Regions from separate parts of the Homo sapiens genome. Here region 1 is linked to region 2. The links are chromatin loops, found by intact Hi-C in ENCODE. Cell type or tissue: PC-3. All regions are shown on one strand. Links, peaks and the distances in the headings refer to the core of each region. The heading gives the core; the rest is flanking DNA. Region 1 has its middle 200 kb from the start of UGT8. Region 2 has its middle 86 kb from the start of UGT8.

The links. Hi-C counts contacts between places; a loop is a spot of excess contacts. Peaks named below come from ENCODE experiments on the same cell type or tissue, not always from the same donor. Only the 100,000 strongest peaks of a DNase experiment are listed, where the experiment ranks them.
Region 1: a loop joins it to region 2, with 3 times the contacts of the local background. A loop is called at or near these places in 1 of 110 quality-filtered maps.

Annotation. Positions count from the first base shown.
Region 1 is chr4:114,400,538-114,404,947 of GRCh38, reverse strand. No RefSeq gene overlaps it. Among named protein-coding and RNA genes, the nearest start is that of UGT8, 200 kb to the left of the region's middle. In PC-3, for the core only: no CTCF peak of the experiment used is centred there; no DNase peak of the experiment used is centred there.
Region 2 is chr4:114,510,552-114,514,961 of GRCh38, reverse strand. No RefSeq gene overlaps it. Among named protein-coding and RNA genes, the nearest start is that of UGT8, 86 kb to the left of the region's middle. RefSeq lists a silencer at 1,185-1,430. In PC-3, for the core only: no CTCF peak of the experiment used is centred there; no DNase peak of the experiment used is centred there; H3K27ac peaks cover 378 bases.

The DNA of each region.
Region 1 (4,410 bases), core at 330-4,329, 110 kb after region 2:
AGAGGAAGAAAATACAGTTTGATGAGACAGAGCAAGCATCAGAACCAAACTCAGATGTTGGAATTATGAGATTGAGAATTTAAAACAAACGCAATATGCTAAGTGCTCTACTAGAAGAAGTTGGCGACATGCAAGAACAGATGGGTAATGTAAGCAGAGAGATGGAAGCTCTAAAAATCAAAAGACAATGGCAGAAATGAAAAACACTAACACAAATGAATAATTCTCATCAACAATTCTCATCAATTCTCTCAATTCTCATCAACTCATCAATCATCTTTAAGTGATGTCAATAGAAATCTCTAAAACTAAAAGGCAAAGAGAAAAAATAAATAAATACAACAGAATATCTATGAACTGTGGGAGAATTACAAAAGGTGTGATATATGTGTAATGATAATACCAGAAGAGAAAAAGCAACAGAATGAATGTTTGAAGCAGTAATGACTGAGAATATTCCAAAGTTAATGATAGACACCAAAACACAGATCCCAGAAGCTCGAATAACAATATACAGGACAAATACTAAAAAAAATCTATACCTAAGAATATCACATGCAAACTGCAGAAAATACAAGACAAAGACAACACTCTTTTTTTTAAAAAAAATTTATTATTATTATACTTTAAATTTTAGGGTACATGTGCACAATGTGCAGGCTTGTTACATATGTATACACGTGCCATGTTGGTGTGCTGCACCCATCAACTCGTAATTTAGCATTAGGTATATCTCCCAATGCTATCCCTCCCCTCTCCCCCCACCCCACAACAGTCCCCGGTGTGTGATGTTCCCCTTCCTGTGTCCATGTGTTCTCATTGTTCAATTCCCACCTATGAGTGAGAACATGCAGTGTTTGGTTTTTTGTCCTTCCGATAGTTTGCTGAAAATGATGGTTTCCAGTTTCATCCATGTCCCTACAAAGGACATGAACTCATCCTTTTTTATGGCTGCGTAGTATTCCATGGTGTATATGTGCCACATTTTCTTAATCCAGTCTATCGTTGTTGGACATTTGGGTTGGTTCCAAGTCTTTGCTATTGTGAATAGTGCCGCAATAAACATACGTGTGTATGTGTCTTTATAGCAGCATGATTTATAATCCTTTGGGTATATACCCAGTAATGGGATGGCTGGGTCAAATGGTATTTCTAGTTCTAGATCCCTGAGGAATTGCCACACTGACTTCCACAATGGTTGAACTAGTTTACAGTCCCACCACCAGTGTAAGAGTGTTTCCATTTCTCCACATCCTCTCCGGCACCTGTTGTTTCCTGACTTTTTAATGATCGCCATTCTAACTGGTGTGAGATGGTATCCCATTGTGGTTTTGACTTACATTTCTCTGATGACCAGTGATGATGAGCATTTTTTCATGTGTTTTTTGGCTGCATAAATGTCTTCTTTTGAGAAGTGTCTGTTCATATCCTTCGCCCGCTTTTTGATGGGGTTGTTTGTTTTTTTCTTGTAAATTTGTGACAAAGGGCTAATATCCAGAATCTACAATGAACTCAAACAAATTGACAAAGACAACACTCTTTAAAGAAACCAGAGGAAAACAAAACCCAAACTGAATAAAACCTTACTGATAGAGGAGCAAGGATAAAAATGATCTCAAACCTACTTTTAGAAATCATGTAATCAAAAATAGAGTGGAGTGACATCTTTCAAGTATTGCAAGAGCTTGTCCTCCAGTTTTCTCAGAACAGGCTCCTGTGAATAATATTTTCTGAGCTCTTTTCTATTCAAAACTGTGTACAGTGTTTATATGTAATAAGTTGGCTGAATATAACACCCTTGACTCATATTTTTTTCTCTGAAATAGAGAAAATAGCCTGTAAGTATTATTCTTCAGCCTTTTTTTTTTTTTTTTTTTGAGACTGAGTCTCACTCTGTCACCCAGGCTGGAGTGCAGTGGTGCGATCTCAGCTCACTGCAACCTATGCCTCCCGGGTTCAAGCACTCCTCAGTCTTTTTATATTGATAGTTGATTGGGAGAAGTTTAATGCTTACCTGATTTATTATCTTTTGTATGTGATTTGTTCTTTTCACTTGTTTGTTCAATGATTCTTTCCTTAACTCTTAAGTCCAATTTTACTGGACTGTATTTCAGTGTTACAAATTTTAGTATTCCCAAGGACATGGTGTGCCTTTTCACTTTATAGATAGAAACTTTCTTTTATTTCTGGAAAATTTCTGGATTATACTTTTAAATATTTTTTCAGTTTTAATTATTTGATATCCTCCATTATTTTGTGTTTTTTTTCTTCCTAATATTATGTCATCATCACTGACCATCTTTTACAAGACTTACTGTTTTCTGATTTGATGAATTTCTTCATAGCTGTGATTATTTCATTAAAGAATTGACAAATTTAGGTTGCAAAGTTATGTTTCAATCTTGAACTGCTTTGTAACTACCTTTTTAAAAACTCATCTGTTAGAATATGCTTCATGTTTTATTTTTCCTAAAAGTATCTTTATTGGTAGAATTTTAAGAAAATATACCTAGGAAAGTGTTAATCTTGGTCACAATACAAGTAACTAACTCTGTTATTTGTTCCTGGAATGCTGATCTAATTTATAGCACTGCAAGCTAATCCCTGTGGAAATGTGAGCTTACTTTTCTGTATACCTTACTTTTCTGTAATGCAGAAAAATTAGTGTCCTTAAACATCTTAGCACTATATATCTTACCAAAAATAGATTAAACTTACAATCTGCTCTTTCACAGGCACCTTAAGGAAGCAAAGTCTTCTCTCATCCTCAGGCTGTAATCCACAGACAAGTAAATTGAGATTCTAATAAGATGATGTTATATGTTGGTATATGTGTATTTTTTCAAGAAGTGGACTCATGATTTTCTTTATGTTCACAGAGGAATCCAAGAATGACAATGACAATAAAAAGATGTGGTCCATTTGCATTGAGGAAGGAGGACTAAAATAAGATCTAAGGAAATTTACAGTTTGTGCATTTTACTAGTGATATGGTTAGGTCACTTGCTACCTCTGGGAAATCAGTGATTTCTAAGGCCTTTTGTAGTCTGAAAATTCTATGATTCTAAAGCCAGGAGCCTTTCTTGAATGCTGTCTCCTCTGAAAAATTTTGAACAGCAATTCACAGCTATTCCTTCCTTATTATACTCATTACATGGTGCAATAATCCAATTTTGCTAAAGTCAGAATTGTGGCCATCTGAGTGCAAAGCTATAAAATACTCTTTGTCTTAGACCTAAAGGACATTGAAGATCTAGAGTGCACAGATTCCAACCCTTGATGCCACGTGTTTTACGATATTTAGACTGAGCTTTCAAGGCCAGAGTTAAAAGAGGAACACTTAATTCAGAAGGAAAGCTGCTGTAGACAGCATTATAAAGTCCACACTTAAAATGATTGGTCATTCTTCTCTGGTTATTTTTGTGTTCAGTTTAGAAGTGAAGGTAGTGAGAAATTACTCAAAGAAGATTTCTAGCAGCCATGCAGCTTTTAACACCACTGTTTATTAAAGAAAAAAAAATTTGGTATAAGAGAGCTGAACCTATAAAAGGCATAGTATTCTAAAGACAACATATAACATAAATTGAAGAAATGAAAAAGAAGACTTGGCTGAGCATGCTGGCTCATGCCTGTAATCCCAGCACGTTGGGAGCCCAAGGTGAGCCCAAGAGTTCGAGACCAGCCTAGGCAACATAGTGAGATCCTGTCTCTAATTAAAAAAAGAGAGAGAGAGAAAGAAAGAATACTACTCTTTAGAGTTATAAGAGTCAAACTGAATTCCTTTCAACTCCACCTTATTGGTCACTTTCTTTGGCAAATGAAAATTAAAATAAATTAGACTTGAGGACCCTTTTTCTTTTATAAAAAAGAATTTTATGTTTAATATATTGTGACTGCTTATAAGATTTTGAAAGAAAAAAGTTTTCAGGACTAAAGTAGATAAATAAATTAGTAAATAAATAATAAGTTTTAAATTTTAACTGTACAATAAAGTAAAGTTAAAAAGACCCTAGGATACTTTTCTGCTAGTGTACATGGGACCTGTGGATATAAAAGTTTGACTTAGTCAGGGAAAGCCAGAACACTACTTTCATTTTCCAATGTGATAAAAACAAGAGTATTCTTAAAAGATGCCCTCTTAACCTTCAAATAACTTCCTCTACAGATGAACAGATAATATAAAGTATACTGACTTGTTAAACGCATTTGGCTAGAGGGCTAATTGCTGTTATGCTATGCTCTATTGCTTTTACCAGTTGAATCATATGCTTACTAAGAGCTAGTCATACTTGTCCCAAGACCCATTACTTTATTGTAATTGCCACTGTAATTATGTAACTTAATTAAATGTTGCATAAACAAATGAATGAGTATACAAAGAAAGATAGTTGTTTCTATGAATGCTTTGGA
Region 2 (4,410 bases), core at 297-4,296:
GTCAGGTCTATAAATTGATGCCAAGGCAGCAACTATATTAAATAAATTTATGACAACAATAAACTAGGAGGCTTGCAAACAACAGAAATTTATTTCTCACAGTTCTGGTGGCTGGAAAGTCCAAGATCATGGTACCAGCAGATCTGTGTCTGGTAAGGGCTCAATTACTGGTTGATCGATGGTGCCTTCTCTCTGCACCCTCCAATGGTAAAAGGGGCAAGGCAGCTCACTATGTTCTCTTTCAGGAGGGCAATAATCTAATTTATTAGGGCTCTGCTCTAATGACCCAATCACCACCCAGTGGCTTCACCTCTTAATACCAACACATTGGTGAGTAGGTTTCAACATACGAATCTTGGTAGCCACAGACATCAATCTTTAGAAGAAGGTTGAGTCTGCAGTGAACCATAATAGCACCACTGTGCACCAGCCTAGAAGACATAGTGAGACCCTATCTCAAAACAAACAAAGAAACAAACAACACATTACATTTTAAAAATTTATTAGTTTAACAAATATCAAGTGTCAACTATATGTCAGATACTGGTAATGATTATGGAGAAAAAACATAAATAATCCTTATTTTATTCACCTCTTTACAATCCCAAAAGAAAAATACTGTTATCCCCAGGTTTGCACAAAGGAAAAAAATAAGAGGCTCAGGCATATTAAGAATTTATTTTAAATCACATAGCAATTGAGAGATCTCGGATTCAAATCCAAAATGTTTTGTCAAACACCAAAACCAATGTTCCTCCTTGTCTACCTGTAAAGCATAGAGTTTTACTACTCTAGAAGTTTAAATTAATTTTGCTGATTTTATAAGCAAAGTTAAAGTCTTATTTTTACTTTAGTTTTTGGATATCACAAAGTTAAAAATATTTTTCCTGTTTGTTTACTAATTATACTTCTTCATGAGACTATTGTCTGCTTATGTACTTTAGTAATTTGTTACTACTGTGATTTTGATAACTTTCATACTAACTTGTTTAATATATAGATCAAGATATAGACATAAATATTAGTTTTTTGTAATGTTCGATTAAAGTAAATGTACATTTTTATTGTTTTACACGTTGGTGATAAGAGTTAAAATTCAGAATAATTTAACATATTAGGCTGGGTGTGGTGGCTCATACCTGTAATCCTGGCACTTTGGGAGGCTGAGACAGGAGCATTGCTTGAGTCCAGAGGTTTGAGACCAACCCAAGCAACATAATAAGACATGATTTATATATACATAAATTTTTTTAATTAGCTGGGCATGGTGGTGCATGCCTGTAGTCATAGCTACTCAGGCGGCTGAGAAGGGAGGATCATTTGAGCCCAGGAGGTTGAGGCTGCAGTGAACTGTAATCATGCCACTGCACTCCAGCCTGGATGGCAGAGTAACACCCTGTCTGAAAGAAAATTAACACATTACATTTTTCTTTATATTCATTGATGTGAACAAATAGAGGGCATAAAAAATAGGAAAAATGACAAACTTTTCCTATTTGACTGTGTAACTATATTTATCAATTCATATAATGAGTTATAGGGCCTATTAATGCAGAAATCTTTATCAGTAATTGTTTGAAATGCAAACTAGTTTGTTATTAAAGAACATTTTAATTTGAAATAAATGTTTTGCATGGGACATTTTAGCTTTTCTAATTCCAACATTCAGAAACCATAATCCTTGCCCATATTTTCTGTTAATATTTTGCTTTTGTTATCACTAGTTGAATGTGCAGTTTCCCTAATAAATGTTGTTATATGACTCTGGGCTTCTTTTATCATTATCAGTTAGTTTTACCACTAGAATTTAGTCAATGGAGCTGTATTTACTTTTCTCAGTGAGTCATGTTTCCTTTATACACTTATTAACATGCTTTATATCATCACTTTCATTCTCATTCATGTCTCTTATTAATTGCCTGAAGGTCTTTTGATGACGAATAGAAACCTGTCATTGAAAAAAAATTCCAGAAATTAGCTTAACATTAGTTTCCAATCTACATAAAGGATATTAAGTACAAATGAACAAAATCTTATATAATGCTGCATTAATGATGAAAAACAATGTTAATGACTTCTGATATGATGACATAGATATGGTAATTTAAAGGCTATTTTTTTCTATTATTGCTGTGGCTACTAGCTGCTATTTACTGAACCCTTACTCAGTACTATACAGTGATGACTACTTTACCTTTATTTTGTCATTTAGAGTTCACAACTCTCTTATATAGATATAATTATTAAAATGGGAATTTTTACAGATTATGAAAGGGTTGGCCAGGCATGGTAGCTCACGCCTATAATCCCAACATTTTGGGAGGCTGAGGCGGGTAGATCACTTGAGCTCAGGAATTCAGGACCAGCCTGGGCATCATGACGAAATCTCATCACTTCCAAAAATACAAAAAATTAGCCAGGTGTGGTAGTGTGTGCCTGTGCTCCTAGCTACTTAGGAGGCTAGGTGAGAGGATTGCTTGGGTTGGAAGTTACAGTGAGCCAGGATCAGCCACTGCACCCCAGCCTGAGTGACAGGGTGAAACCCCAGCTCAAAAAAAAAGGGGAGAGGGTGGTTAACTATTTGATGCAGGTCATATAGTTAGTGAGTAGATACAGTGTGAATTTGAATTCAGTTTCACATTTATTTGAGCACAAAATGTTTAGTTTAAAAACATCCCTTTACAACTGCTGGGGCAGTTGTACTCCCTAGAACACAGTCTAAAAGTGTCACCTTAGGTGTTTCAGACTTAATCAGACTTGAGTTTGAGTCATTCAGATAAGGCTCATGAGACAAATATAAAGAAATTAAAATGCCATTTTTAATAGTGTATACTGATAAGTATAAATGCTAAAATATTCAGACACTTCAAGTCCTCCAACCAGTGCATTCTCTCTCTGTAAGCAAATTATAGAAAAAGTAACATTATGAACAGGGAATTTCTGCAGGCTGAAAGAAGAATCACAACAGAAATATTGTTTATTTGAGATGAATGTTTAAAAGCATCAGAACATAACATTTTTTCCCACAAAAGACAAATATCAGGCACTAGACTAGACATCTCAAGTCCTTGGCACAGGGATTCCTTCCCTTTGGATAGTTCTTGGAGGTGAATGGCTAAGGTCTTACTCTGACCATTTCTGTATAATTCTGTCACTTACAACCAAATTTCCTTTTATTGATACTCTATTTATTTAAACTTGTTAAACTTTCAATATATTGTAAAAGGCATAAGACAGATTTGTCTCTTTATTATTTTGTATATTTCCATTTTATGTCTATTTCCACCTCAGAGTGAGGTAGTAGCCTGAGATGATCCACATGGCTAACCCAACTATCAGATGCTACCTACAGCATAAGAAGTATTCATAAGCTTTGTGTGTTATAATGAATAAAAAAGTGAATTAATGGGCTTCTTTTTTTAATGCTCTGAAAATTCCTTCTTTTTTTATATGTGGAGGAAAAATCAAATGTAAATGTATTATTTGTAAAATTCTTTCTCTATAACTTTCCTTATCAATGTCATATAAAATCCTGATACCCAAGACCTGCCTACTACTTTCTTTGCATAGGACAATTTTATTTTGGTTTTGCTCCTTGAATAATAGAATAATTATTTGTTTTAATATGGAGAGGTCTCTGATTTCAATAAGACAATGTTTAGGATATATTTTTTGGCTTTATCTCCTAGTCAAAGTAAATATTTTGGCCTTATCTTTTGGTCAGAGCTATAATACAGAACTTACAGTTGCTAAACTTTGGCAGAGCAAAATCTCTTACTCATGTTTACCCACCCTGTCATAAATTTCAATGCTTTAAATTTCCCGGCTTATTGTACCCATTCATTTTACAAATCCTCCTACCACCACCAGTACCCACATCATCAATTAATAGCTTTTACCATCATTTGCAACCAGAGAACATTATCAAGAGTAAGAAAGACAGGCGGTGAAAATATTTATTTGGCTTTGATGCTGATTTTGTTTCTTTTAACTAGGTAGGTGGGAGTAAACCAAAGAGGTGGGTAGAAACACATGTGTCTCTAGGATAGCAGGGACATATGTTTATACCCTAAAGTGAATTTTCTTAGTTTAGCCATGCTGATAACTCCTATGCAGACACTTAGTTGTGATTTTGTTGGTTGGGAAAAAAAAAAAAGAAATTTATCAGGGAAAAGTCAGAACTGTGAGTTAGCAGGTTTTGACCTTTGGCTGCCTGGAAAAGAAGAGAAGAGAATATAAAGGGAATCAAAAGGGGAAATAGGAGAGGCACTCAGAAAGAGAAGATGGACACTAACAAAATAAACTTGGCAATTTAGCTAACTTGTAAAATTAATAGCTCTTGCACTATGGAAAACGCTTGAGAGCTTTTCAGAAGAGGTATGAAAATCAGCTAGTCTTGGTTCTTACCAA